2 separate regions of the Mus musculus genome follow, and region 1 is linked to region 2. The links are chromatin loops, found by intact Hi-C in ENCODE. Cell type or tissue: left cerebral cortex. All regions are shown on one strand. Links, peaks and the distances in the headings refer to the core of each region. The heading gives the core; the rest is flanking DNA.

What was found. A loop is a pair of places that touch in the nucleus more often than their neighbours do. Peaks named below come from ENCODE experiments on the same cell type or tissue, not always from the same donor. Only the 100,000 strongest peaks of a DNase experiment are listed, where the experiment ranks them.
Region 1: a loop joins it to region 2, with 3 times the contacts of the local background. A loop is called at or near these places in 2 of 42 quality-filtered maps.

Annotation. Positions count from the first base shown.
Region 1 is chr13:30,125,969-30,140,960 of GRCm38, forward strand. Mboat1 (membrane bound O-acyltransferase domain containing 1) reads left to right here and starts at 10,522. Exons shown (of 13, transcript NM_153546.4): 1 at 10,522-10,794. The coding sequence starts at 10,699. In left cerebral cortex, for the core only: a CTCF peak has its summit at 10,458; DNase peaks (open chromatin) are centred at 10,461 and 10,705; H3K4me3 peaks cover 1,092 bases.
Region 2 is chr13:30,253,158-30,269,473 of GRCm38, forward strand. No RefSeq gene overlaps it. Among named protein-coding and RNA genes, the nearest start is that of Gm40863, 26 kb to the left of the region's middle. In left cerebral cortex, for the core only: CTCF peaks have their summits at 6,971 (motif pointing left) and 10,038 (motif pointing right); DNase peaks (open chromatin) are centred at 5,872, 6,388 and 6,947.

The DNA.
Region 1 (14,992 bases), core at 6,993-14,992, 120 kb before region 2:
GGGAAGCAGAGAGAGACAAACACTGGTGGGCAACTCACTTTCTTCTTTTAGTTCAGTCTTGAACCCATGGGGTAATGCCGCCCACATTCAGGACGGATCATCTCTCCCCAGGCTGTCTGGGAATACACAGGTACACTAGAGGTGTGTTTCCTAGGTGATTCAAATCCAGCCAAGTGGACAGTGAAGAGGAACCATTATGACCACACTTTCTTCCCCCACCATTGTTGCTGTGACTTACTTAAGGAAGTGATGTTTAAAGAGGACCCTGTCTTTGGGTATGAGAGCCTGCCACTAAACACAGAGAATGTCAAAGGGCCAAAGACAATGATCGTAGATCCAGGATCACACAAGTCAATTTTATGAGGGACCTGTGTCCAGAACCAAGTCATGGGTCCCAGAACTCCAAGTCAGGAGAAAGTGGTCTATATGCTGAGTTAGACAGATGTGGGTCAAAACTAGTTGGAATGTGCCTGACTTTTCTAAAACCCTAGAGCATTTTCAAGGTCCATTAACAAACTGTCCAGTCATCAGTAGCCAGCACACTATGCCAGGCTGACTGCTTAATAGTGTTAACCTAAAGGGTTTGTGACACACAACAGGGCCATGTGACATGCAAAATGGAAAGTTAATAGCCACGATGGCAACAGTCATAACAAGTTAGACAGTTCCAGACACACAGCTTATAGTCTCTGCTTTTTTTTTTTTCTATAGCTATTTTCTTTCACGAAGTAGCTGAAATGGTTAATATTGTTGTCAACTAGACAGGATCTAGAGCCACATAGGAAAGAAATCTCTGAGTATGTCTGTGAGAGAATTTCTAGGCTGGGTTAACTAAGGTGGAGAAAATAACTCCTAACTGTGGAAAACCCAGGGGCTGGAGCCCAAGATTGACTAAGTAGAAGAAAGTGAGTTGAGTCCCAGCGCTCTTCTCTCTGACCGTATGTACAGTGTAACTAGCTGCTCTGAGCTCCTACCACCAGCCTTCCTCACCATCATGGACTGTAACTTAGAACTGTAAACCAAAAGAAACACTTCCTTCTTTGGTTGCTTTTGGCCAGCATTTTGTCACAGCAGTCAGAAAGGGCAAAGGAGAAAGCCAGCTGAGTGACAACGTCCCCTTTCTCAGCCTCCCAATCATGGACCGATGTGACTACATTACCAGCTGTCTCATATACTGAGAAAAGAAAGAGAAATCTGCTTGGTTAGTCATTTACTCCCTACAGGTCTTGTTCTCTGGGAGCAGTCGGAACTCCTCTGCTAAACACTGGTATGTATATGTGAGTTGAAGTTCACAGGGAAAAAAAGCCCAGCCTACATTAAAGATGCCCCAAGGCTGACTATGAATGACATTGCTGTGGAGAGTTGAAATGCTGCAATCAATGTGGTCTTGAAGTTGAACCAACTTGTCCTTGGCCAGCTGTACCCCAGTCATAGCCACTCATTGTCCCCCTCTACGTCAGATCTAACACCTTCATGACTGTCATGTGACACCTTTTGGGACATAGGAACTTAATAGACCACTGGGTTTCATCAGAATGTCATATAATAGGATCAGAGGCCCGAGCAGACCTTTATTCACTTAGTTATTGGCTGCTGGCCTGAGGGTTCTACCACCGTTTTTAAAGAAGTGCTTTGATCCATGACTTTCTCCTGTTGTACAATTATAAAAACTGTAAAACCTTCATGAAACTTAGCACAGGGTACATGGGCTGACTGGAATCTGTTTTGGTAGGTGGTGATCACTCATATGTAGGTCTAGAATGAGCTATCTCTTATCCTTTGGTGGCTAGTTAGGGCTACTTCTGCATTGACCTATGTAATCCACTAACCCCTCTGCCCTGCTGTAATTTTTCTTTTTTCTATGTATTTATCACTGTCTAGTAAGTAGCACTGGTTTTAAGTGATGCATTGGATGTGTGGAGATGGCATGAAGGGATGGATTTTGTAGGGTAGGGGCTGCTTTCGGTGTATCTGTGGCCCAGACAACAGAGCTTTACAAACCATAGCCCTGCCATGCTTAGTGGCACAAGCCTTTAATCCCATTACTCAGCACATGGAGAAAGGCAGTTCTGTGAGTTGGAGGCTGGCCTGATCTATACAGTGGGTTCCAGGTTGGATTGGGCTACACTGTAAGACCTCACCTCAAAAACAAACAAACAAACAAACAAACAAACAAACAAACCCACCAAAACCAACCAACCAAGCAATCAACAACAAAAACAAGCCATAGCCTCTTAAAATAGGTATTTGCTGGGTATAGAATCAGTGTTCACGAAAGGAGGTGCCATTCTCCAAGTGTGAGAGGTGGGATGTGCATCAGGAAGCAAGTCATGCAGACAAGGCTGCGGTTGGATCATTTTGAAGACTCTTCTTGGAAACAGACACAAGAAATGAAGAGGTCTGACTGCTCTTCCAAAGGTCCTGAGTTCAAATCCCAGAAACCACGTGGTGGCTCACAACCATCTGTAACAGGATCTGATGCCCTCTTCTTGAGTGTCTGAAGACAGCTACAGTGTACTTACATATAATCAATCAATCAATCAATCAATCAATCTTTAAAAAATGATATGGGTATGTTAGGTGCACATGAAAAGAGCCAGGGGTTGGGGTATATGAACGCCAGTCCATAAACATGCAGTGTCTGCACTGGCCAGTCTAATGTGCTGACTGACCACATATAGGCATAGAACAATGAGTTAGGTCATGAGGCTTTTAGTGAACAATAGAAGAGATAGTCATGAGTCTGGTTGGCTGTGCTGATTGCCAGGAAGCATCCAATGATTTCTGCCACAACCCTGCTATGCTTGGTCCTAACACTGGCTCTGGGGAATGAGGTTGCTGAGCAGGGAATGAAGAATAGAGTGAAATCTAAGAGCCAAAGGTGACTCTGAATACTCTTAAGAGCACAGCCTGGGTTGGAAGGGCTTATTCTACAGAGCTCTGTGATGGTGAAGATAACAGTGGTTTCACCGCCAACACCCCTGAAGGGCTGGGAAGGCAGGAAGGATGGAATATGTCAGGTTCAAGCATCTTAGGATACCCCAAAGCTTCAGGGATGTTTGCTAGTAGAAATCAAGATGCTTTTTGAAGCTGAACCTAGGCCATGAGTGGTGGTTCATGCTTGTAATCATAGCAATTTGGAAGTCTGAGGCAGGGGGATTATAAATAGTTCATTGTTAGCCTGGGGCATATATCAAGACCCTGTGTGAACCCTTCCTTTAAACAACAACAACAACAACAAACCCAACAACAATGCCCCCTCAAAAACAGTAAAAATAAAACAAAACAAACAATGAACAAAAAACCCACCAACCCTTCCCCATAGCCTACCTCAGATGCTAGCTTTATCAGTTTCTATCTCTAGATTCTGAATCCTTAACTTTAATGATGCTTTATTATTTATAGGATTATTATTTTTTTTACAATAAAAATTATCTGAGACCCCAGCAAAGCAACAGGGTATGTGTGACACAGGTCAGGGTGGAGTTAATGTTGAGATGGAACACTTTCTTCAATAACCCACTGTGTGCACTGCCAATGCTTGCAACTCTGTGGTAATCTGTAGGGTTCCCCAGACCCAAAAGAGCAGGCAGGTGGTGACAAGACTGAGGGAAACCGTCTGATGAGGCTCTGATGAAGATAACGGAGAGCAGAGGTGACAATGGAAAGCACAGGTGACAACAGAGAGAAAAGATGTTGTTTTGAGTACTGACCTCCCTGGGCCAGTTAGTGCAAGAGAAACTTGCCAAGTCTCCCTGGACTGAAGGCTGGGTTTTCCTCCACAACAATAACCATCTTAGTAATGATAACTAAGTTATGGTCACTAGCTCTACTTAAGTATGAGAAATCATGAAAAACATCTCTTTCCTCAAAGACTAAAAATAACAGACATTAATTCTGAGGGCTGGCGAAGTGGTTCAGTGGTTAAGAACACTGACTGCTCTTCCAGAGGACCTGGGTTTGATTCCCAGCACCCATATGGTGGCTACAACCATTTGTAACTCCAGTTTCAGGGAAGACAGTGCCCTCTTATGACCTTGCAAGCAACAGGCATGCATGTGGTACCTAGATACACATGTAGGTAAGATATCCATACACATTAATTACATTAAAAAAGAGATCACCAAGGGTGAATACCAACTAAGCAGGGTTAATAATGTACAGTCATTTCCTGCTGTGTTATTTTATATAACCTTTCCTTCAGTTCTCATTCCAGACATGATAGGTCTTCATCTTAGGTGTGTGTGTGTGTGTGTGTGTGTGTGTGTGTGTGTGTGTGTGTGTGTGTGTATGTGTGTGTGTGTGTGTGTGTGTGTGTGTGTGTGTGAGAGAGAGAGAGAGAGAGTGTGTGTGTGTGTTCGCACGTGCATATGGAAACCAGAGAACACTCTCAAGTGTTGTTTCTCAGGTGCTGTTCCCCTTTACTCTTTTTGAGACAAGGTGTCTCGTTAGTCTGGAAATTCTGCCTGTCCCTGCATCCTCAGTGGTGGCATTGCAAGCATGCCCAGCTTATTTTCTGTGGGTTTTGGGAACTCAGATCCTTGGGTTTGCAAGGCAAGCACTTTATCAACACACACCTTCCCAGCTCTCTTCTCCTCCCCTCTCCTCCCCTCCCCTCCCCTTTCCTCCCCTCCCCTCCCCTCCTCTCCCCTTCCCTCCCTTTCCCTCTCCTCCCTATCCCCCTCCTCTTCCCATTTCCCTTCCCCTCCCCTCCCCTTCATTCCTCTCCCCTCCCTTTCCCCCTCCTCTTCCCCTTCCCTTCCCTTCCCCTTCCCTTCCCTTCCCCTCCCCTTCCCTTCCCTTCCCTTCCCTTCCCTTCCCTTCCCTTCCCTTCCCTTCCCTTCCCTTCCCTTCCCTTCCCTTCCCTTCCCTTCCCTTCCCTTCCCTTCCCTCCCTCTCCTCCTTTTTCAGATAGCATATCTCTGTGTAGCCCAGGCTGGCCTTGTACTTCAATTCTCCCTGTTCTATCTTTCCTAGTGCTGGCATTGAAGGTCTATACCACCACACTGGACAAAAGTATATGGATGGCAGCCCTTCAGGATGGAGGGATTTCATTACCTGCCTTTGACAGGACATTTGGTCTCAAATGATTACTACCAGGATACACAAAATTGTATTTTAAAACATAATTAGGAGTGTTTTTTTTTTTTTAAATCAGGCTTGGTCTCTGCATCTGGCTTTCACTTTGCCTCTGCCATTTCTCATGATGAAAGAACCTAGTGGGAAAACCCCCACTCAATTCCCGATTCCGCGTGCACCCAAAGAAACATGAACAGACCGTCTTGATGTAAATACACGAGGTAGTTTAATAGCAGAGCTCCAGATCGAAACGTATCTCATGCAGGAGACAGTGGATTCGACCACGAGGCTTGAAAGCTAGGGGTTTTTATAGAAAAGGTCTGGGGCTGGGGGAGGAATTGGCGGTTTCACATGATTGGTTCATTTAAACATCAGCAGACTGTACATGCAGATCGAGGTAACAGCAGAGCATCTGGTTAACATTTAACTTAGGTCAGAAGGGCACCGCCGGGCCAGTCCGGACATTCTTGTATGTCTTCCCTATCTTTATGGCTAGTTGGTTCTGTGATGACTTTACAGCCTTTGTTCTTTGCTCTAAGCCCAAAAAGCCCTCCTAACTAGCAAGCCGCATGAGTCATGGACCTTGAATAAACTTTCTGGCTAGGGCTTTGAAGTCTTGAATTTTCTTTCTTTCATTGACTGAGTCTCTTGACCTTATTATAGATTCTGTTGTCTTTGGATTTATCAGTATCTCCTGGGTGTCAGAGGCTAGCTCATTGAGATAACTGATATTGATATATCTCAACTGCAGACATGCAAAAATCCTTAAGGAGAAAATAAATGTGGTAAGTGTGATAGTAGCACATTGAATCGTTTTTGGTTTTATCAGTTTCTTCATTTTTTTTGAACACGTGAAAACAGAAAAATGGTGTCATCTTTGATCTCCAGGCTGGAAAGCCATGCTTGGCTGGTAGATAATAACATAAGTCCAAACACACACCTATCAGTTGAGCTAAAACTCAAAACTGGAGCCTGGATTGCAAAATTGAAGTTCCTTGCAGCTTTGTGGGTAGTATTGAAACCACTCAAAGCCCAAAGACAATGCTCCCTGGTGGGTGGGGGGGTCTCCACTCTCTCCAGATCAGTTCTCCAGTTTAACATCACAGGCAAACAGTTTCTGCTCTTTCCTGAAGGTGGACTCCTAGCATAATAAAAAGACCTCTAGCTAATTAAAAGTAGAACGGGATCATGGGTTTTATTTGCACCTTTGCCATGTACTAGCTGAATAAGTCTGGAGACATCTGCAAGTCACCAGTAACTTGGTATTCTTAACAATAGACAGAAATGTAATAGTAATAGAAGTGCAACCATCCTTGAGTCGTTGAGAGGATCAAAATACAAAACAAAAGAAAACAAAACAAGAACCAAAAAGCCAAAAAAAAAAATCCCAAACATATAAATGCTCCGTGGCTCTGTGCTACCATTATGTAGACATTCTAAGAGGCAAGTGTCTTAGCTTGACACAGGGTATGATGATAGTTTTCGTTGTTCTCTTAGGGGTTTGCATCTTTGAAGACTTTGAAGACGGCCTTAAACTCTGTTGTTCTTTGATTACTCAGTAGGACAAGTGTGAGACTGGAGTTATTTCTGTGTGTGTTGGGGGAGGTCGGGGGGAGAGGATGGATAGGAGGGAAAACAGTGGGACTTGCTCTGTAGACCCATGTTGCCTAGAACTCATGATCCTCTTCTGTCTTAACCCACTGGATGTTGGGATTACAGTCCGGTGCCACTGGTGTGGTCCCTCCAACAACAGTAGTGTATACTCTTCCTGAACAGGCTACAATCTTGATCAGAGCTGTATGTACCTGACTGTTAGTTTTTATCTTGATGTGCTGTGGTAGATAACATTCATTTTCATGTTGATCTCCCCCTACCTTTTCTACTTCCTCCTCCTTTTAAAGAAGCAGGTTGGGTTGTTTATGATTTTAAGTGCGAGTGTCCTTAGAGGCCAGAAGAGTGAAGTTCCCTGGAGCTGGAGCGACAGGCAGTTGTGAACCACTGACCTGGGTGCTGAGAAACAAACTCAGGTCTTTGGGTCCTGGGGAAGTGCAGCAAACACTCTGAATGACTGAGCCACCTTTCTTGCCAGAGGACAATTTCTACAAATCCAAGAAACCTACCTAACTTTATTTATGGAAAACATTTACTTGAGAACACTGAGCCATGGTCTACTTCTGTCCACTCCTAAGGGGTTCTTTCCCTTTCTTTAACTAAAGTCTAGGTGTATCCTAAGCTGTCTCCAGACATCTGGGTTCAAGGATCACCCTGCTGGATGATCCTTCCCAGTAGCTAGGATTGCATGCCTCCCTTTTCATTTTTAAATAAATGCTTGTAGCCCCTATCTGATTTTCAGATTCCACTTAAGCGCTTACCTCACTTAAGATTCGTATTATTTCAGGTTGGTTATCTACCAGGGTTGATGCTTGGTGACTCTGACTAGTCTCATTAGTCTCAAGCATATTCCTGTGTGTGTCTCTCTGTGTGTATGCATGTGTATATATGTGTGTTTATATGTATGCATGTACACTTAAGAGTACATGTATGTGTGTGCATGTGCTGTGAATCTGCTTGGCAGAAGCATAGTGTAGACTTTTCCCATTATTCCTTGGCAGAGGACATGAGTCTAAAACCTGTGGCCTACCCATTTAGTGTTGGCTGTAGCTTTCTAGGAATGGTATTGCTAAATGTCAACAGGAAAACCTATGTCTCTGGGAAGACGTTCTTGCAGGTGTATATTGGGCATCCATTTAATTTGAAACCTGAATCCACATTCATAAAATCTATCTAAAGTCATTGACTACATCTCTGGTTGGATATTTCTGCTAGCAAATCTTTGGCAGCTTCCAGATGCTTCGCCTGGGCCCACAAAGCTCCTTTTTCCTTGGCTTTCTACACATTAGCCCAGTGCCCCGTGGTCCTAAAAGCCTCTTTCTTTATCAGCTAACATTTAGTGTTTCCTGGAAAGGGTGTGTATTATTATTATTATTATTGATTTATTTATTATTATACATAAGTACACTGTAGCTGACTTCAGACGTACCAGAAGAGGGCGTCAGATCTCATTGCAGGTGGTTGTGAGCCACCATGTGGTTGCTGGGATTTGAACTCAAGACCTTCAGAAAAGCAGTCAGTGCTCTTACCCACTTAGCCATCTCACCAGCCCATATTATTATTTTTAATGGAGTCTCAGGACATTTCTTAAGCAGGTCACCAACTTCAGGCTCAAACGATCCTGTGTCCTCCACCTCGCACATAGGGAGGACTGCAGGTGTGTGGTTTGAGGGACTTACAGGGCTGATGTTTCTCTATTTGCACAGTTTACTCTCATCCTAGGTGGAGAAAAGAGCTATCAGTCATGAATCTGTAAGATTCTGCAGTTCTTCAGAAAGCAACAGTGTTTCTGTTGTTTTCATTGCAGGTCTGGATGGGCACAGAGCACGGCTTGGGCTTTCCTGGGCCAAAAGCAGGAAGCAGGCATGGAAGCGCCTATGGAGGACTCATGTTTCAAGGCTCGCTCCAGGGTGCTAGAAGACCCCTCCATGATGATGAAACATGGGTGATGGGGGCCACTGAGACTTCCTAAGCGGAGCAGAGATGCCACAGTCCTGAAGCTGGCACATGGTACATGGAAGTTGGAGGGGCACAGATGTGGCAGGGACACTGGAGGTGGAGGGCATGCCCATGCCCCAGTGTTCTGCTCACATCTCTCCCGAGGACAAAGCACTGGTTTACTCCATAGTCTTTGGCTGCATGAATAGTACAGTAGCTCCTGTAAGCTCACAGGCACATGGCTACATCTCCAGTTCATCGTTATCCACCATCTTGTAAAGATGCTGAGAAGTTGCTTTGCCGTCAGTGTGGATCTTCTCCTCTCTTCATGTTCAATTACTTCCCACACCTATAGAAAGTCACCCCACAACCTAAGCAAAGGGCTGCAGGGGCTGACAAGATGGCTCAGTGGTTAAGGGTGGTTAAGAATGTTTGCAGCTCTCCCAGAGGACTGGACTTCAGATGCCAGCACACAGGACGTGGATGAACTGCTCAGTACTGCCTGTAACTACAGCTCTGACTCTCCCTTCTAGCCTCTACAGGCACACACACACACACACTCTCTCTCTCTCTCTCTCTCTCTCTCTCTCTCTCACACACACACACACACACACACACAATCTTTTAAAAGGTGTTTGTGTGTCCAGAGGGATCTCTTGGTTCCTGGCTTCCTTTCTCTTCAGTAGGTCCCTGGGTGTTTCTCAGACTTCCAATGTGAGCAGCTACTTTGACATCAGGTTAGATGCAGCAGAGACTGGTAAAGTGCTAGAAGGGTCTCTGTGATGTTTTAAAATGTCTGTTAGTGAGTTGAAAAGGATTTCTCAAGAAACAGAGATACAGAGCTGTTTCAGCAAGTGAAAGACCCGTCATCACGTGGGTAGTAAACAGTAAACAGAAGCTTACTGGAGAGAAACGGCCCAGATGAAAATGAGACAAGTCACAGAAGGAAGCAGAGATAGTGGATTAGGGTGCTAGAAACTGTGGCTTGACCAGAGAAGGTAAAGAATGACAACCTTGGGTGCTGGAGAGATGGCTCAGGACCTGAGAGCAATCTCTCTTGCTGCAGAGGGCCGGAGTTCTATTTCCAGCACCCACATGGTGGCTCACAATCTCCTGAAACTCCATGGACTCTTCCGGTCTCCAGTGGCATCTACTCACAAGTACATACATACATGTAAAGTAAAAAACATATGAGAGAGAGAGAGAGAGAGAGAGAGAGAGAGAGAGAGAGAGAGAGAGGAAAGAGAGAGAGGAGAGAGAGAAGAGAGAGAGAAGAGAGAGAGAAGAGAGAGAGAAGAGAGAGAAGAGAGAGAGAAGAGAGAGAGAAGAGAGAGAAGAGAGAAGAGAGAAAGAAGAGAGAAGAGAGAAGAGAGAAGAGAGAAGAGAGAAGAGAGAAAGAAGAGACAACCAGACAGGGAGCACCAGGAATTCAGAACACAATCAAAGACACAGGGAAGGAGGAGAAGGAGACGCGAAGGAGAATAATAATCTGGAGTGGAGTTTTATGTTTGTGCACACCTGTAATTTCAGTATTTGGGAGTTTAGGGAAAGTCTGGGCTACAGGAGACCCTGCCTCTAAACTGCAAATAAATAAATCTTTAAAATGTAAGCAAAATGAGCGGTGTTGGTTAGCTCTTAGGTCTCTTCTGGCTTCCGGAGTAGCAGCAGGAGCCGGGCCTGAAACTGGAGCACAGGACACCCCAGCTGCCTGGGAGGAGGGTGAGACGGCTTCGGAGGAACCCGGATCGGGCCCGCTGCGCGCCCGGGGAGGGCGGCGAACTGGGGAACAGACTGGGCGTCTCCCGGTCTCCTGCCCCGGGCCGGGCTCCCGGGGATCCGCGCCCATCTCTGCCCGGCTCCTCCTCCGGGGCGTCCCCGGCTGCTGGCCAATGGGCGGCGGGCGGTGCGGAGCGGGAAGCAGAACGTGGGGGCCCTGCCCTCCCAGGCGCGGGGTCCCGCAGCGCCAGGTCCGCGCCCTGGAGTCGGCGCCAGGTTCCCGCGAGGTCCTCAGGAGCCCTCAAGGTGGCCAGTGTGCAGCTCCCGGGCGACAGAGCACCCTGAAGATGCAGGATGGCAGCACGGCCGCCCGCCAGCCTCTCTTACCGTACCACCGGCTCCACCTGCCTGCACCCGCTCAGCCAGCTCCTGGGCATCCCGCTGGATCAGGTAACAGCGTCCCACCCGCTACCCAGACCCTCTGTCTGGGAACAGGATTGCGACCTGGATTCGCTCAGAGCCTAGTTTATGGCTATGAACCCTACACGTGCGAGAGCTTTTTCTTCCCTTTTTTTTCTTTTTTCTCTGAGTTGGCTGCTTTTTCTGCGTGAAAACTATACGTCCACCTAAGCTAGCAAGTTGGACTGAACTTTTAAGTTTTGCTCTGTGATCGAATTATTTAGTGGTGTGATCCATGAACCCAGCATTTCCCCCACCAGTGTAGATAAAAGTCTTTGTGATTTTTAAATTTAGGCGATCCTACTTTAAGAGTAAGTCTGATCCAGCTGGGTGTGGTGGATCACGCCTTTAATCCAGGTCTTCAGAGCCCGGGGCAGGGAAATTGCAGCGAGTTCCCGTCTTCTCTGTCTAGGATGCTGAGGAGAAGCCTCAACTCTCAAACAAAACCAAACAAAAAGTAAAAAGCCTGACTAACCAGATGCGTAGGTCTATAGTATAGTATATGGTGATGACTTTTTTATTCCGTTTGTTGAGACAGCATCTGGCCCTGACTGTCTTGGCACTCACTCTGAAGTTCAGGCTGGCATCGAAGTCTCTTATTTTGTCTAGGCTGGGCTAGAACTGGTGATCCTTTCGCCACAGTGTTGAGATGCTTCTCAGAGGGCCTTACTCAGTTCTCATCCATCCCTGCTGTGCGAAACTGATGAGTAGGGCGGGCCCTGGGAGGAAAAGGGCTGTGGGGACTTCTTTGGAACTGTTCAGGAGTTGCCTGCTACATTAGAGGTAAAACTGGCAACAGTAACCTGGTAGGAATTTTGCCAAAGACAGCTGGAGTGCAATTCAGTGGTAGAGTTTGTAGTATGCTGGAGGGTCTGTCCTGTCTTCTGGCCTCCGTACTGAGGTCAAGAAAAGTCTTCCTGAGGTGTATGTAGTCTTGCCTTATTTCCTTCGGTGCCTCAGGCTATGTCCCCTGTGTAGGATGTAATGGTTTGAATGGATTCAGGCAGGACAGGTTGGAGTAAGACCCACTGCTCTCCTTACTAATCTGTTTCCTTTGAGTTTCCCCAGTTTAGTTTCCCTTCCTTTGCTGGGTCTCGAGGTGCATGCTTGTATTTCCAGTGCCAGGGAAACAGGCAGGAAGATTGCTCCGAGTTAGAGACCTGCCTAGGCCACGGGGAGAGAGTACCAAGTCAGCCTGGGTTACCCAGTAAAACTCCCGACTCGAAAATGCAAAACAAAACAAAATGTTCCTGTCTTCTTAGAGCAGTTTCTGTCCTTCCTATCTTTCTTTCTTTTCATACTAGAGCTACCTGTACCTGCGCCTCTTCTGTTTGCATTCCTTTGACAATGAGGAAGTTGGCCCTGGCTGTTTGCATTACTCACAGGGTTCGCCCTCATCCTAACTCTTAGGTTCTGACTACTACTGCCTTCTCATCAGTTGCAAAACCTTGAGAATCAGGAACTTGGTAGAAGTATCAGATATTGAGTCAAGGTCAGAAGTCCAAGGGACCCTGGCAGGGGCAGGCACAAGAGCGAATTCTTTCATCCAGAAGCCGGATGAATTTGTTGCTGAATTTCCATAGGAGGAGTTCATTTTGCATTGACGTCTCTAATTACTACTAGAACCTATAGTAATTGCATTTTCTTTTGCATAATAATCTATTTTACAATAATATAGAATAGAGTGGGCTTTCCTCCCCTCCCCCCAGCCACCCCCCCCCCATCCCTGACCCAGACAGAAATACATGGATTGGTGAAGGGCAGTTGTGCGGGGAGGAGCTGTTGTCATTAAGCCTCTGGCTGCATCCACGTCCGTCCCCAAACTACAGGGTTTTTGTAAAAGTTACTCTGGTTTTTAGAAGAGACTTAGTACTTTACAGTGTGTATGTGTGTGTGTTGCCTGTTCATGTGTGGGTGTGTGTACATGAGTGTACGTGTCCACCAAGGTCAGAAGAGGGTCTTGGGTCCCCTGAAGCTGGAGTTCCAAGCATTTCTTTTAACCTCAGTGCCATCTATTCAGCCCCCAAAGGAATCCTGGTTTTAATTTATGAAAAAAGGAAAAAAGAGCACTCCAGACATGATAGATTTTACTTCATTCCATAAATGAACTCGGATTATCATGAGATGGATGAAAAATCATGAGGAACACTTGGTTTCTCTGAGATCCTGGGTCAGCCTGACCAACTGGGTCAGTTTGAGCAACTTGGTAAAAATGTTAATCATACGATACCCCAAATCACTTGCTTTCAGCCTGGGGAAAAATCCCAAGCCATCAATAGTGCGATTTGGGGGCAAACTGTGGCAGGAGGTTTGTCTTTGAAGCCCTTTCCCAGTGTCTTAAGATTTCATGTTCCTAACTGGAAAGGGGCTATCCCAAAAGCTGTTGCCTGTATGTGGGATAAGCTCTCTGGCTGGATTGCCTTGTCTGGCCTCAGTGGGAAAGGAGGTGCCCAGCTTCACAGAGACTTTAAGTGTCAGGGGGTGGGGAATATCCAGGAGGAAGCCCACTCAGAGGAGAAGGGGAGGGGGAGAGAGGAAGGATTGTGTGTGTGTGTGTGTGGGGGGTGATGACTGGGAGGGGGGACAGCGAGTGAGATGTAAAGAGAATATGTAAAACAAAGATTAAATATAAAAAGATTTCATGTTCTTGTTTGTAACTTCTAGGAAACTGCATTTCTGTGATTGCCCTCAGTGTCTGGGATTCTCCGCATGAGGAACTTTCTTACTGGGGTTGGAGAGATGGCTGAGCAGTTTTGCCCGTGCTTTCTGCTCTCCCAGAGAAACCGACTTTGGTTTCCTTCACCTGTGTCAGGCAGCTCACAAACCCCAGCTCCAGAGGATCTCATGCCCTCTTCTCCATGGTCACCACATGCAAGAGTCTGCACGCATCCACATACCTACGTTTACAGATGCACACACACACACAGACACACACACACACACACACACACACACACACACACACACACACACACATCAATCAAAAGAAAATCTTTTTAAAAAGTTTCTTATCTCAGTTTCAGGACTGTGCTCTGTGTTCTGGCTTGTGAGGGAAACTCTTCATTGCTGCTCACCAGTGTGCCTGTGTATCTATTCCTCTGGGCAGTGTGAAGTAGGAAGGCTATAGCTTCTTCCTTGGGGGACTTGGCTGATAAATGCAAAACTCTTATTTAAGGAGAGACACTGACATTCAAATGAAGTACAGGAATTGGGGGTGTCTCAGGGTGTCCAGAGTGTGCATATGTTTGCTGAAAACTGTATTGTGGGGTCCAGAGATGGCTCAGTGGGTGAAGTGAGTGCCATCCCAGTAACTCATCCAATGAGAGGAGAAAACCGAGTTCCACAAAATATCCTCTCATGCATGCACACTTACTTGTGTGCCATATAAATGAAGACAGTGTGAAAATGTATTTTTAAATGAGCCATTGTCTGTGTGAACACGGAACTATCTAGACACAGAGCTTCAGTGGCCCAGGAGATGATTCTGAGATTAAAGTAGCCAGGGTTTAGGGGTTGAACACAGGCCTGTGAACGAGGACTCTTGAGGATGGAGAGATGACTCAGTGGTTAAGAGTGTGTGCTACTCTAGCCAAGGACCTACCTGGCTTTGGTTCCAGCACCCACGCAGTGGCTCACAACCATCTTGTAACTCTAGTTGCTGGGGAATCTGACCTCTTCTGACCTCTGAGGGTACAGGGCATGCATGTGCTATACGTACGTACATGCAGGCAAACCACTCATACACATGAAAATAAATACTATTATTGTTGTTATTATTCTTTCCTAAGTGTATTCATGAAGGCCAGCCTTGGAGTCCTGGCACTAGGCTAATGGTGACACAGCAGAAAATTATTACACTGAGATCTGTGACTTTAGGTTTCCTGCAGCTTTCGGTCACCTGGTTGAAGTCCTTGGGTATGCCTGGAAAATCCAGCCTTCGGTTCTGTTCTTATCTAAGTCTTGCCCTATGTTAAAATCTTGGCTCACACTCCACAGCCATTGTTAAATCCATTAAATATTTATTTAATCCTGCTAGTACCAGGTACTTGGCTGCGTGGCGAAATAACATCAAGGTCCCCATCCCAGAAGGGTATCCACCAGTAGAGGAGAGGCCGCACGAGTAAACAGGCAATGTGGATTACAACGATTATAGTTGGCACCTCAGGGGAGCAGGAAGGGAAGCGCTCAG
Region 2 (16,316 bases), core at 3,819-11,818:
AAAGGACTGCATCTTACAGCAGAAATACTTGCACACCTATGACTGCTGCATTTACAATAGAAAGAGTGTCAGACCAGCCTAGATGTCCACCAACAGGAATGCATAGTGAAAGCATTGGTACAGACTTTACTCAGATGTGGGAAAAATGAAATCATGGGGTTTTCAGGAAAATGGCTGGATGTGGAAAGGCATAATATTAAACAAAGTGTCTCAAATTGAGAGAGGTCCTGTGTCTCCCTCGTACGTGGCCCCTAACCTGTAATGTATACACATAATCTATCTAAAGTCTAAAAATCTGGAAAGGAGACCAAGAGAGGGTGGCATGAGTTGGTGAGGACGGATGGAGAGGACACAATGGGACATTGACTGTGGAAAGAGCTGGGGTGGGGGTGGGGCCATGGGAAGGGAATAGAGAGTTGGGGAGAAAATACCTCCTAGTGGTATCTACCATAGTATATGCTGATTTTTAAAAACAGCATTTAAAAGGGAGTATTGGGTCAGTGGGCTTGCATGAATGGCTTGTGTATCATTCCCTTAGGTCTCCGCTGGGTCTCCATGCCTGGCCTTATCATGCTGGAGTTCTGCCCATCAGTGAGGATAGAGCAGTGTTTTGTTTTTTTGTTTTTTTTTTTCTAGAGAAAATCCATTCTGGATACACACAAGCCTTTGGATTAATGGTCCCTTTTGTTCCTGGACAAAGAGGATTCACGCTGATAAGCACTTTGGATTTTTAAAATTCAGAGTAAGCAGTTGACAGCTGCAATCAGCCCACTTGCCCTGCACTTTCTGCCTATTGTCTTTGCTGTTACCAACAAAATGACCCTTCAGCATTTCCAGCCGCAGCCAATTGCAGCTGTCTCTGTGGGCTGCTCCGGAAAAGCCAGCAAGTGCCAGGACTGCGTTTCTGCCTACTCACCAGTGACCTTTTCCCCTTGCTGCTGCCAAGGACTTCCTGGACAGCACCTTAGGCCCCTGACTATTTATGACTCCTGTTGGCTCCTGCTGTATACAGCACAAAGCCCCTACCATGGCAGCCCCTCCTAACCTGCCTCTTTTCACCCCTGCTTTCAGGCCTGCAGTTGTCCCTGCATGAGCTATCTCCAGCAGCAGAGGCCTTTCGTGATGGGGGACGGATGCACTCGCAAAGCAGAGATTGAAGCAGCATCATGTTCCAGGGAAAGACTGAACACAGAGGGCAAAAGAGAAAGCAGCAACTCTACTTCCTACGCAGAACATTGTGCATAACCATGTTCCCCGAGAAGTCCCCGTTTGGTGGCCTTTGAATCCTGCTCACTGATACCCAATAACATCACCTGTTCTGGTTCTCTTGATGTCAATTGCCTCTTTGCATTTAACTGGCAGCTGTCCAGTGTCCCTTCTGTCTTCATACCTAGCAAAGTCCTGGCTCAAAGCAGTTCTAGATCAACCCTAGTGGAACAAATGAGGGAATTTACTCACTGTGGCAAGATGGTGTCTTTACTTTTCCGGCTGAGAGAGAATTGGGCTGACGTTGGGGATGTGACCTTTGTGACATTTAGAGACTGAAATGGGCAGTACAGATGGCCCCGGTGACAAGCCACTGGCAACAAGCCGTTGGTGTCTTTCCCCTTAGAGTCCTTCTCTCCCCAGCACTTGGGCTGAATTTTGCTTTTTGTTCGAGTGACTAGGGTTTGAGTGACATTAAGACCAGTGAGCTGAATCTACGTTTCTGAGAGTTTGGCATATGCTGGACTTCCTATTGCTTAGGTCACATTTTATCTATGGCTTCCTGTAGCTACTGGTTCTGTTGAAGAAATGTTGTGTCATTTTTTTATGCAATCATAGGTGAGTTTTTTGTTCATTTTTGCCTTATCAAGGACTGCCATTGCCAGATACCAGAGACTGTGTGTCATAAGCAACAAACATCCATTGCCTCACAATCCTGGAGGCAGGAAACCCATGTTGGGGACATAGCCTGGGTGGTAGAGTGCTCACTTAACATGTACCAAGCCCTGCCTTTGATCCCCAGTATCACACAAGCCTGACATGATGGCACATGTCTGTAGTCCCAGCCCTCTGGAGGCAGAAGCAGAAGGATCAAAAATTCAGGGTCATCCTGAGCTACAGAGAGAGTTTGAGGCCATCTTGGGCTACATGAAACTGTTGCACAATAAACCTCTAAGATGGGAGAGTCAGAGGGTTTAACTAGCTTAGTTTCTGAGACCTCTTACACAGGGTGGTCATTCTTCCTCCCGTGTCCTCAGAGACCGTCCCTCTCAGTGTTCGTGCACCCTAGTTGCACTTCTGTTTTCCTCTAACCACTATTTTATTTTTATTTTAAAAATAATATAGGATAAATTCTGACTTCTTTTTACTTAGGTTCTACAAACTTTATTTTTTGCTTTATTTCTTTTGTAGAAAATAGATTATTTTCTCATATCCTATAATATCCTGACTACAGGATTTTCCTTCCCTCTACTCCTCCCAGTTCCTCCACAACACCCTCCTCTCCCAGTCTGGACCCACTCCCTTTCTCTCCCTTATTAGAAAAGAACAGGCTTCTAAGAGATAATACTAAAATATAGCAAAATAAAATATAATAATATATGACAAAAACTATCACATCAAAGTTAGGACAAACCTACAGAAAGGAAAGAGCCCAAGAGAAGGCCCATGGATCAGAGAATATTGCGTTTATTTACATGCCCAGGAATCCCATAAAAACCCTGACCTGGAAGTCATAATATATACGCAGACAATCTAGGTGCAGACCCTTGAGTGCTGTCTCAGTCTCTATAGGTTCATATGAGTTTCAATCACGTCGACTTAGAGGGTTTTGTTTTCTTCCGTGTTCTCTCTCCCCCCTGGCTCTTACATTTATTTTTCTGTCTCCTCTTTCTCAGAGTTCCCTGCAATTCCAACTTCTTGGAGCGCTGGCCATATTGATTAAAGCCCACATTAATTATCTCAATGTAACACTTTGACAGCCTTATCTACAAACAGAGCCACATTCTCATGTATTGGGAGTAGGACTTCTGCATGAGTTTGGAGAGAACAAATTTCAGCCCCTATAGACCTGTAGGCTTTTCTCAGTTTCCATGGTAATAAGCTACGCTTGTGCATTTCTCTGGTACACATACCGAGTGTAGACCTGGCATGACAGGATAGGTATGGCGGAGGCCAATGTTAGGATGCTTAGGTAAAGGAATAGATTTTCTAGTAAGAGTCAGCAGAATTGCTTTGAGTTTGAGGTCAGTTTGGGCTATAAAATTGAGAGCCTGTTTCAGAAGAAGACAGAGAGGGGAGAGAGAGAGAGAGAGAGAGCGAGAGAGAGAGAGAGAGAGAGAGAGAGAGAGACAGTCAGACAGACAGACAGACAGAGAATCTTAATGTGCCTGTATATTCTAGTTCATATGACACTACCCTTTCCTTTCCTTGTGGTGTGAAATAGCTTTTCCTTGCCAATATTTAAATATGTACTTGGTACCTGTGTGTATGTGTGTGTGTGTGTGTGTGTGTATACACACACCTGTATGTGCAGGTGCCTTTCCTTCAGCACCAACATCTTGTTTTTGGGGACAGAGTTTCTCACCAGCCTAGGTTATATTCACACATGGCCAGGAAGTCACAGCAACAGGAGCTGGAAGGAGCTGGTTATACCATATCCACAGTCAGAAGCAGAGAGCAATAAATTAATGCCCACACGCTAGTCATCAGCTCACATTCCCACCTCTCTCCTATACAGCCAAGGATCCCTTGGCTAGGGAATGTCGCCGCCCACAGTGCATGGGTCTTCCGACTCCAATTCGCGTAATCAAGATAATGCAGATCCACTGGCCAAACAGCTGATCTAGACACGGAGACACCCCTCGCAGCGGAGTCTAGATTGTGTCATGCTGACAATTAAAACTAAGGAAGATACCAAGCAGCACTTACCAGACATACATTTATTGATTATTTATTTATTGCCAACGTGATCATTGTGGGGGGAAAATTACAGAGGAAACACAATCCTCCCCCCTCAGCCTGCCCTCAGCTCGCTGGCTCTGCTTTGTTTTCTGCGGTTATCACTCTGACAGTTCTCCATGTGGAATCTGGATGTCAGCTTGCGGCAGATATGCCACATTATAAGCCTTTCTGCATGTTACTCTATAACTTCCTGAGTATTTTTAAAGTTAGCTTTATTCATTTTGTGTGTTATTGTGTGTGTAACAAGTGAGCACAGGCGCGATGGGGCCACGGCCAGCACGTGAAGCGTGTAAATGAGATTTTCATGGGTTCAAGAAATAATTCCCTGATGTTTGAGCACTTGATTAATGGTTCATTTATTGAAAATTAATTCTAGAAAAAAAAATAGAAAATACAGATGTTAAAGCACCGTTTGCCTCAAGGCCAGCCAGCATTTTACCGTACTTCTAGGTTTTCATTTTATTATTTTAGTTTTTATTTTTGTCTGTGCCTTTGGAGACACATTTCTTTTTACAGAAGTCTGACACACCCCGAGCTTGTAGGGACATCTCATGCCGAGGGATCTCCCATCCATTTCTGCTCCAGTGAGCATGATAGAGAGTGGAAGCAGAGGTTGCTGAAAGAACTGCCTGGCTTCAGTGGGCCTACTATGTGCTGACTTTTGGCAGGGTCAGTCAATCACAAGCCTTCGCTGTTTAACTATAGCTTACTGGCCATCACCACTTGGGGACGGAGCTTCCCGGAGTCATCCAGTTGCCCCAAGCAGAAATGGGCTGTTTATTTGCTCTCTCAACAGGCAGGTGCATTTGTACAGGGAAAATGGACCCTCAGGGCAAAGCAGGCCTTTTAATCCACTACCTCCAAACCAACCAGGTGCTGAGAGAATGATTAGTAATTCATCGTTTCAATAAAAACATTAGAGAAAAGAGCCTCAGCAGAGAATACTAATAACCTATTGCAAACCTTCAGCTTATATTCAAGGCCAGCTGGGGTTATGCAGTGCGACTTTCTCTCAAAGATCAAAACAAAATTAAACTGACAACCTATAAACATATTTTGACACTAGTAGAATCCAGCGGTCCAAAGTATGTACAATTAATTTTCATGGTCATATTTTATCACTGGTCAACAAAGCTGAAGGGGAAACTCTGAGGGGCTGCATAACATAATGCCGTCCTTTAAAAACCCTATAGGTGGAACAACAATATGAACTAACCAGTACGCTCGTGTTTCTAGCTGCATATGTAGCAGAAGATGGCCTAGTCGGCCATCATTGGGAAGAGATGCCCCTTGGTCTTGCAAACTTTATAAGCCCCAGTACAGGGTAACGCCAGGGCCAAGAAGTGGGAGTGGGTGGGTAGGGAAGCACGGCGGGGGGAGGGTATAAGGGACTTCCGGGATAGCATTTGAAATATAAATGAAGAAAATATCTAATAAAAAAATTGGATGAAAAAAAAAAAAAACACCTCACTTCTAAGAACTCGAAACAGTGATTTGCAAACTGGGGGCCTTCCCCCTACCCCTTTCTTTCTTTACGAAGACAAAGACACACACACATAACGTTGCCTGGCCGATCTCTTACCTGGACAAGGATGATTTTAAGCTTTTGATCCTCCTGCCTCCACTTCCTTCGTGCTGGGATTATAGTGCTAGTGTATGCGGTGCTGGGGATGGAATCCACGGCTTCCTGCAGGCCACGGGAACTCCACTACTGAGCTATGTCCCCAGATGCAAATTGGGTTCTAATGGTAACCCCTCACCCATACCGGTAAGCAAAGGCCATAGCCGGCTCTAAAGGCTAACGTGCATGTGACACATACACTCACAGCGGCAGTGTGGTCTTCAATTACAGCAGAAAGCGCGAATAGTATTCCCAGAAGAGAGCAGTTAAACCCAGACATGCTGCCTTTGGGACTTTGCTGAATCAGCTTCCTGTGAGTCCGAAGCAGCTACTGTCGGAGAACAACAACAAGGAGTGAGGAGGAAGTGCTTCAAAGTACCAAGTGTGTGTGAGAGCGGACCCAGGGCAGTGGTGTGGCAAACTTAGTTTTGATTTGAAACAGGGGCTCCTGTTGCCCCAGCTGCCTTGACTTTCCTGGGCACGAGAATGCTCCTGCCTCAGTTTCCCCTGCACTTGGGACTACACTGGCTTTTGCTTTCACAAAGCGGCCTGGGAAAGAGGAGTGAGAGATTCTTAATGGTTAATGGTTAATGGTTTCCTAGCTTCTAAGCTTCAGTGTGTGTGTGTGTGTGTGTGTGTGTGTGTGTGTGTGTGTGGTGTCTTGCATGTGCCATGTAGTATGTATGGAGATCAGAGTACAACTCTGTAGACTCGGTTCTCTCCTTCTACCTTTGTGTGAGTTCTGAGTACTTGGGTAAGGAGAATTCTGTATATTGCGGGTTTGGGGTGGAGAGATGGTTGGACCGATAAGAACTCTCGCTGCTCTTTCAAGAGGATTGGTTTCTAGCACTCACACCATGCAATGTAATTCACAACCATCTGTAATGCTAGCTTTAGAAGATCAGAAACCCTTTACAGGCGTCTGAAGGTATGTGCATGCGCGCGCGTGTGCACACACACACACACACACACAGAATGTAAATCTTTATATTTTTATTTTATGTATATGAATGTTTGCCTGCATGTGCACCACGTGTGTTCACCTTGCCCAAGAAGCCAGAAGAAGGTTTGAAACTGGAGGTAGAGATAGCTTTGAGCCGCCATGCAGGTGCTTGGAACAGAATCCAGCTCTTTGGCAAGAATAGCAAACACTCCTGACCCCTGAGCCACCTCTCCAGCTCCCAAAACAAGTCTTTTTTAAAGGAAAGCACTTCTATCCTTCTGAGCCATCCCCTTGGCTGGCCCTCAGCCTAACTTAAAATCTACACCTTGCAGTGTAGGTTTGAGAGGAAGCAATCCCAGAGTACCTCTCCTGCTTATGACCTATCTCAGCACAGGCCAGCTACCAATCATTGCTTGAATGCGATTTCTCTGAAGCGGTGTGAAGTAGCGACCTCTTGTGGCCATTTGCAGTAATTTCGATGGCTCTTGTTGAATTGCCAGCCCAGCGTTCCTTTATGGCTTGGACACTCTTTAACCTCTCTGCTGCCCCTTTTGAACTGTAACTGCTAGTGAAATGCTGAAAAAATGATGACCCCCCCCCCAGTCGCCTCTTCCTTCGTTAGTTACAAATAAAAACAGGATGGTGGGTAGACCTAAAATACCAGACGCACTGGAGGTGGCACCAGCTACAGGTTAAGGTTTATGCTTTGAGTTTGCTGTGTGACCTTGGAGAACTTGAACAGCCTCTCTGTACCCTTCCTGTTAGGTGAGTCAGTAACTCATGTGAGGGTTAAATGAGATAGTTTGAGGAACTGATTCAAAGATTTCTGCAGTGATTGTATAGTTTAAATACATCATGAGATTCTGTTGTTCTGACCTGTAAGAGGGAGAGGTAAGATGGCCACAAGTTGCTTGTGTTTTATCCTTTTATAATTTGTTACTTTGTGTCCCACTCCGAGCCTCTTCCTTCCAGGAGGGCCCTCCCCAGTCTGTGGTTGTTAGTGCTAGCTCACTTATTTGGGTCTGCAACTTTGTGGAAAGCGGTATGTTTTCTAGGTAATTCATTTTGGGTGACTGGTTTCTGGAGGGAAATGCAGGCTTTTCATAGTTCCTTTGCTGACAATTCAGTGTGCTGGTCCTGGTGGCTTGGGTACATTTCTGAACCAAGAAAGAAACTGATTCCAGGAAAATGTAATCTTTACGGTGATCTGTTAGAGGTCCGCAATAAATAGCATCCGGCTTACTTATGACAGCACAGACACCCGTGTGTTCCTGCCTGGGGTCACCAGGCTCAGCCAAGCTGTGGCTTAACTTGGCTCTCTCCCTTCCTCTTCCTGTCTCCTTCGTTTCTCAACAAAACATTAGAACCCAGGTAGAATCTGTGAGCTGAGCTGTGCTCATTAGCGTAGAGTGGTAGAAGGCGACTGGTCTTGCCATGTTATCCTTCACTTCATCTTGTTCCTTCCTCGGGATAAGATTTCTAACCCCACCCTGACCCCTGCCTGCCCCAACAATCCAGTTCCCCAAGGAGAAGAGCAGCTTCTGTTGATGGCAAAGCACAGCTCTCGCCTCAAAGCAAATAAAAGAGGCAGTGTGAAGCTAAACGGAGTGACTGCATTCTGGAATCAGGTTTCCGTTTGGCCAGGTAGCACGTTCTACTGTGGGAGGCCTCGGTGATAGACGACAATCATAAATGAAGGCGCTTCCCGAATGCATGACGGGAACATCAGGCAGGCGGCTTATGACCGACTGGGAATCTGCTGTGGGCTCCAAGACGGTGTATAATGACATTCTTAGCACAGGGGCTCATGGGAGTGAGCAGCTTTCCAAAGGTTTCATCTGCTCGTCACAGGATGTAAGGTCAGGTGCATCCGTGGGCAAACAGGGGCTGTTACAGAGGCCAGAGAGAGCCCAAGATAATTTTGTCTCTGCAACATCCCAACCCTGCTCAGCCTGCATGCTCTACCTAGCCTAGTCAGCAGAGTGGCTTCTGAGTACAGGTGCAGCTTTTATTCTGGGGACTTCAGTTCACACATTCCATTTCAGACACGTTTTATTTATTTTTTTATTTTTTTATTAGGTATTTTCCTCGTTTACATTTTCAATGCTATCCCAAAGGTCCCCCATACCCACCCCCCCAATCCCCTACCCACCCACTGCCCCTTTTTGGCCCTGGTGTTCCCCTGTACTGGGGCATATAAAGTTTGCAAGTCCAATGGGCCTCTCTTTGCAGTGATGGCCGACTAGGCCATCTTTTGATACATATGCAGCTAAAGACAAGAGCTCCCAGGTACTGGTTAGTTCATATTGTTGTTCCACCTATAGGGTTGCAGATCCCTTTAGTTCCTTGGGTACTTTCTCTAGCTCCTCCATTGGGGGCCCTGTGGTCCATCCAATAGCTGACTGTGAGCATCCACTTCTGTGTTTGCTAGTCCCGGCATAGTCTCACAAGAGACAGCTATATCTGGGTCCTTTCAGCAAAATCTTGCTAGTGTATGCAATGGTGTCAGCATTTGGAAGCTGATTATGGGATGGATCCCTGCATATGGCAATCACTAGATGGTCTATCCTTTCATCACAGCTCCAACTTTTGTCTCTGTAACTCCTTCTATGGGTGTTTTGTTCCCATTTCTAAGAAAGGGTAGAGTGTCCACACTTTGGTCTTCGTTCTTCTTGAATTTCATGCGTTTGGCAAGTTGTATCTTATATCTTGGGTATCCTAAGTTTCTGGGCTAATATCCACTTATCAGTGAGTACATATTGTGTGAGTTCCTTTGTGAATGTGTTACCTCACTCAGGATGATGCCCTCCAGATCCATCCATTTGCCTAGGAATTTCATAAATTCATTTTTTTTAATAGCTGAGTAGTATTCCATTGTGTAAATGTACCACATTTTCTGTATCCATTCCTCTGTTGAGGGGCATCTGGGTTCTTTCCAGCTTCTGGCTATTATAAATAAGGCTGCTATGAACATAGTGGAGCATGTGTCCTTCTTACCAGTTGGGGCATCTTCTGGATATATGCCCAGGAGAGGTATTGCTGGATCCTCCGGTAGTACTATGTCCAATTTTCTGAGGAACCGCCAGACTGATTTCCAGAGTCAGACACGTTTTATTTGTAATTTACAACTTGGCTCAGTTTCCCACACGCTCTTCTCATTGGTTCCCACACAATTAGAATTAGAGGAACCAAGTTTGTTTTTTAAAATAAAGATTTATTACACACACACACACACACACACACACACACACACACACACACACACAACTGTTCTGTTTATGTGTATATCCCTGCAGGCCAGAAGAGGACACCAGATCTCAGGATAGATGCTCAGTATTCCATGTGGTTGCTGGGATTTGAACTCAGAACCTCTGGAAGAGTAGCCAGTGCTCTTGACCTCTGTACCACCTCTCCAGCCTGGGACCAAGTATTTTACAGAGAGTTACTTTTATTATTTTTAAAATGTGCATGTCTGCGTGTGCCGGTGTGAGCATGTGCACCTGAATGCAGTGGTGGTAGAGGCCAGAAGAGGGCGTCGGATCGTGTGGACTTACAAGCGGTTGTGAGCTGTCCTACTCAGGTGCTGGGATGTTAACTCAAGTCTCCTGCAAGAGTGGTAGGTAGGCTTTATATTTTTAACTTTTAAATTGATTTTTTTTTTTACATTATGCACCCCAATCCCACACATCTCCTCATCTCTCCATCTCTGCACTCTACCCTTGAGATCTCCCTCACAAAAGAAAAAAAAATAATTAAAAAAATCTCACTGTGGAAGCTGCGATGTGTCACGGCCTGTCACACAGTATATACCCCTTTGCCCAAACAGATTGACTTGCAAATGTTCATTGCAGTGAATCATTGGTCTCATGTGAGGCCTCTGGCTTCTGCTACACTGTCAATACTGGATCCTCACTGGGACTCCCCTGGGATATCTTGGTGTCATCATGTGTCATGGAGATCTGCAGGACCAGCCCTTTCATGGACTCCCACAGTTCATAGATGGGGTGGAATAACTCAACCCCTGGATCTGGGCCTGGTTGGTAGCTGAGCTGGTCAGCCCACCAGCTCTGCAGTGCTCACACTATCTGAGGCAGCTCTCCTGCACCCAAGTCACTAAGACAAGCTCTCCAGCACTGCCTCAGCTCTCCTGCTACGCTGCTCAGACAGTGTGGGGAGAGCCAGCACTCCTGCCTGCCACAGACAGCAGGGGCCAGGGCCATAGCTGCTGAGCCATAGCTCCAGTTTCTGGAACTAGCTACTTATCTTCCTCTTTAAACCGGGGCATGGTTTTCCTGTGGACATACTTGTAGCAGATGATGGTATCAGGACCTGAAGCTTCAGCCTCCTTCTTGGGCCCCATTCTGATAGTGCCAAATTTGTATCCATTTCAGAAGTTATATAAAAATTTTCCTCTTGTCCTATTAATCTGAATGAATCGTATATTTAGGATTGACTCTTGGCTTTGGTAATCTTTGAACGTGGCATAGTCTCTGCCGAGAAACAGAAAGGCCATGCACTTTCTGAACTGCGTTTCTTTGTTACACCGACACCATGCTGAACATTCAGCGATGAGTTACAATGCTTTGTTTGAGAAACGGTGCCAGGAAGGATCTAGAATGGGGATGTGAGACAGAAGAAGCTCATATGGCATAAATTAATTGGTAAATTACCATCGTGTCAACCCCCTGCCCCTGGGGTTATAAAAGCCGAACACCTGCCAAGGAGCAGAGACGGTGGAGTACCAGAGAGCAGTGTAGGGAGCCCCAGGGCAGCAGCTTTCCTGTGTCAGGGACAGAGATCACCATAGCTGGTGCACCCAAGCCTTGATTGCTGAACCGCTGTGCTTGCTGGGCTTCCCTCCAGGGGCATCATGGGGAAGGTCGTAACTCAGTAAAGACAAGTCACTGGAGCGCACGCCTTCGTCAACCTTCTGTCTAGTCTCCTCGAGCACCGTCAAGACCTTGTACACCCAGAATGTGACCACACGCAGCTTTACTTGGGGACAGGAGAACGCTCTGATGACCTTCTCTTTCCTCTAACAGGAAGGACTGCTAGGAGGTCCTGGGTTTTTTGAGTCTTTGAATTTAGCAGATGCCCTATCAGTGGTCAGGGTTGCCACCGTCAGTGACAATGTATAAACACGGGCTTTCCTCGGTAGTCATAGAGAAGAATAAAACACAGTCTCTGGGATAGCAGGCCACCAATGCATGATCTGGATCAGACGTTGAGAACACACAAAGCACAATGAGCAGTAAGTGCACTCTGCAAATACAGGACCTGTGCCTCACACACAGAAAATCCAATTAGAAAAGATTACAGAGACTGGAGGAGCTGTTTCAGGTTGTGGGGACTGAGAGTGACAGGGCAGCGTGTAATCTGGCTTAGATCCTGGACACAGACTTGGTTTTTTGTTTTTGTTTTTTTTTTTAATCAAGGGAAATGAATGGTAGGATAACTGGAAAATTTTGTAACAGTCCTATAATTAGATTTTTACATAAATCTTTATTCTGTGATTTTGCTTATTATATTGTGGTTATCAAAAATAACAACTTGTCTGAACATAATAAAATATCTAGGTGCAAGGAAGGCATTTTGTGTGGAACTCACTTTCAAATAGAAAATGTTTTATATATAGTATATATATATTTATATATAAATGTTTTGTATATTATAAAATAGAAAGATGAATCGAATAATAAAAATTATGAAAAAACTACCACTTGATATTATCATTTGATATCACCATGAAAGAGCTTTGTAATGCACCTTTTCCAGTTTTATTCAAGTCAAATTGCCTCAAATTTTATAAAAAGAGAGATTGTTCAGGGTGTAGAGAGAGAAGTGGTTAGAGAGAGGACCAGAGAATATGTGTGACAACTTGTTTGTTGACAGCAGGCATGGAGACAAGTGATGGATCCAGAATTATCCAAGACACGAAATAGAAGTTGAGAATGAGCCAGGGCTGCTGGGTAATGGCCATTCCTTCACCGATCAGGGAGGGCAGTGATGCAGGCGGACAGGGACTGTCATTGGATTTAATTTGGTATGATCTAAATAAGCTGCTGCCAAGAGTTTAAGTGAGTTGCTGAAGTGGACGAGATTTGTAGTTCCACAGCATAAGGATAAAAGTTTGGGGCCATTCAGTACGCATTTGGGAGGATGGAGGCAGTTGCTTAAGAAAACATCAGAAACAGAGACAAGAGTAAGGAAGCCCGGTTTTTGAAGTTGTAGGAAAGAAAACAAATGTAGAGTATGAAGAATAAAAACGGAGAAGCAACTTTAGGGGATGCATATGGTATAAAGGCCCTAATAGGATATTCTATGTAGTTTTATGGACAATGTAGAGGAAATGCAGGTGCTGGTTTAATTTCCTTATTGCTCATCAAATGCCTGGCAAGAAGCAACTTCAGGCAGGGAGGTTTTGCACTGGGAATGTTCACCACGGTCTTCAGGCACTTAAACATGAGGTCTTCAGCAGGGGGCGCTGTTTGGGGGAGGTTTGGGTGGGGCAGATTCGATGGAGGAAGTACCTCACGGAAGTGGGGGCTACTTTTGAGAGTAAAATGATTCAGCAACTTCCGGTTTGCTCTCTTTTCCTCGTGCTTGCATTTGAGGGCGTGAGCTCTCGGCTTCTTGCTCTAGCCTCCGTGTGCCTGTTCTAGTACATGCTGCATGTCGCCGTGTTTCCTTGCCATAATCAACTCTCATCCCTCTGAACTGGAAATAAACTCTTCTCAAGTTGCCTTGATTCTGGTGTTCTAGCAAAAAAACAGAGAATTAACTAAGAGGGGAGGAAGGATTTCTTTTGGCTCACCATGGCAGGGCCGCTCTTAGCTAAGGTGAGGGATGTGAGTCTGCTTAGGGGCAGAAGTGTTTCTTGGCTCACATGCAAGTCCTAGTCCACTGTGGTCTATAGCATAGGGACTGACCTAACTGGGCAGATGGGGGAAACAACAGACACGGAGGCAGTGAAGCTGGGATCCAGTGCCTTGGGCGGGCTTGTGAGCTGTTGGAGACTCAGCAGCAGCTTCTTGGAAACTCCAGGCATTTGTTATTTACAGCAGCAACCACGAGGAGACAGGTGAGTTAATCTAAGTAGGGCATCTTTGTAGGGAGTCTCAGGTTGCAGTCCTGGGGAGGGAGGAGGAAGCCACAGCTGACGCCCCCCCCCCCCCCACTATCCACATCCACACCCTGAGCTGGCTTTGTGGTTCCGCTAAGCCTGACCCTGGGAAGACCTTGCCACTCACATGGGTCCGAGGCATTGGGGTCTTTGATATGACCGTGTCCATGTTAATAATACACAGCCCCCCTGGACTTCATCTGTTCTCCACAACAATCCATCACTGAGGGAAGTCAGAGAAAAAAATCAAGCAAGAATTCGGAGAGCACGGAAACTGTGCATTCTGGTTCCTTCCCTCTCCCCCTCCCCTCCCCTTCCCCCCCCCCTCCCCTCCCCTCCCCTCCCCTTCCCCCTCCCCTCCCCTCCTCCTCTCTGTTTCTACATCACTGCATGCCATGCCATTTTGATTATTATAGCTCTATAGATTATTTTGAAGTCTGAAAGTGTGATGTCTCTGGCTATTTTCTTTCTTTCTTTTTTTTTTTTCTCTTAAGATTACCTTAAATATTTTTTTGAGGTTTCAAATGAATGATAAAATTTTCATTTTCTAGTTCTATGGGAAATGTCATTTGAACTTTCTTAATAGTTATATCAAGTCTATAGATCATGTTGGGCATTATGGGTATTTGAATATTACTTCTTCCAAGTTGTGAACATGGAATGTCTCATTTATTGTCTCCTAGATTTTTCTTTCAAGTGTTTTGTGGTTTTCAGCATACAAGCCTTTCAATTCCTGAGTTAAACTTTTAATATATATTTATTTATATTATTTTTGATTATGTGAAGGTGTGTGTATTATACATGTGAATGCAGGTATTGCCAGAGGCCAGAGAAATGGGATTCCCCTGGAACTAGAGTTATAGGTGGTTGTGAGCCAATTGGCATGGGTGCTGGGAACTGCATTTGGATCTTCTACGAGAGCTATATACTCTTAGCCTCTGAGCTATCTCTTTGGCCCTACCCCTGCCCCAAGCTAAATTTATTTCTAAACATTTTATCTTTCACAGTTGCTCTTGTAAATGTGTTTATTGCCCTGATCAGTTTCTCAAAAGGCCTTCACATGTGAATGTGGACACGCTACTGACTTTCATGTGTTCTCATAACCCTATAACTTTATAGGATAGTTCCGTTATGGTGGGTTGTCTTATGGAGTCTTTAAGATTCTCTCAATTTAAATTTATTAATGTAAATTTAGATACATTTAGTAAAGTTTATTAAATTAAAATTTAAATTATTAAATTATATTAAAATTAAAGTTATTAAACGTAAATTTAAATGTAAATTCACATTGGCGATGGGGCACTGTACCCTCTCCCTTTCTCATCTGGCACCATTGATTCCTTTCTCTTGATGAATTACCCTGGCCAAGACTTCCAGTTCTGTGTTGGATAGAGGCGGTAAACGTGGGCATCTGTCTGGGCAGAGAGAAAAGCGGAGTGTATTAGGGAGCAGCCTCCAGAGAAACAGAAGAACTGGAGTTGCAAACAAATTTAGTCAATTGTGTAGGTATAAATATATGTGTGACCTACACCATTTATATTCCTTGGAGACTAAGCCCAAGATCACAATTTGCAAGCCGGAGATCCAGGAGACTCTCTGGGGCGAGAGTTCTTCTCTGAGCCCGAGCTTAAAGGAGAAGATTGAAGTCCAGTGAACACACCTGGAGGTGAGAGGGGAGGGAAGACGTGGGAGGCGGGGGGCGGGGGGCGGAGAGGGAAGGAGAGGGAGAGAGAGATAGAATCTCTCTTACTTAGTCTTTCTACTCTGTTCAGACTGTCCTCCTCATTTCCCATATTGAAGTGTTAATGTTATGTAGAAACACCTCACAATATCACCCAGAACACTGTTACTCAAATGCCTGGACATCCTCCGGGCCAGTTAAATTGGCCTTAAATTAATACTGAAGGGAGTTGTCAAACCAGAGACATTTTCAGGGCCAGCAAGAAGAGTCAGATAAATGTGTTCACCTGCAATGTTAATTTTTTGGAGCAGCTCCTGTCTGTGTTATCTGGAAATCAGCAGTCCAGTTCACAGGTCGGCTAGCAGGCAGCGGCAGCTCGATCCACTCACAAACACCTCACGGATACACCAGCAGTCCAGTTCCGTAGAGTCGGGTTAGCAACAGCAGTGACACGGCCTAGCAGAGACAGCCAGGCCTGTCTTGGCTCGACTGAGCAGGAGAGGCCAAAAGAACACCAGGAGTTCTCAGCTGTGCCTCTCTCAGGGAAGTGAAGACTCCAGACCCACAAGCGTTGCACAGCTAGCTGCACGAGCAAGCCAAGCTCTGTCTCCAGAGCTCTGTGGAGTCCTACTTATACCCTCCAAACATCATGTGTCTGCCACGTGCCTTCCTTCAGCGTGGGTCGTGCCTCAGCACATGCATGCAATCAGCCCGAGTCCTTGGAAGCGGCAACAAACTGCAGCACACCACCTGACGTTTTTTGGTATGTTTCTCTCTATGGAGTCCTGACAAATGGAGCTCAATTATGCAATGTAAGACAGACCAATACATGTGCGTTGTTAGCAAAGTATCCTTCATCATATGTCCTTTCATGTGCTTAGCAGAACGTCCTCTCTCCTGTGTCTGCTTCAGCGAAATGCTCCTTCACGTATTTGCCCCAGGAAAACACAATCTAAAACACAATTTGGAAAAGTCAGTTGACTTTGCAAAGAACCTTAAG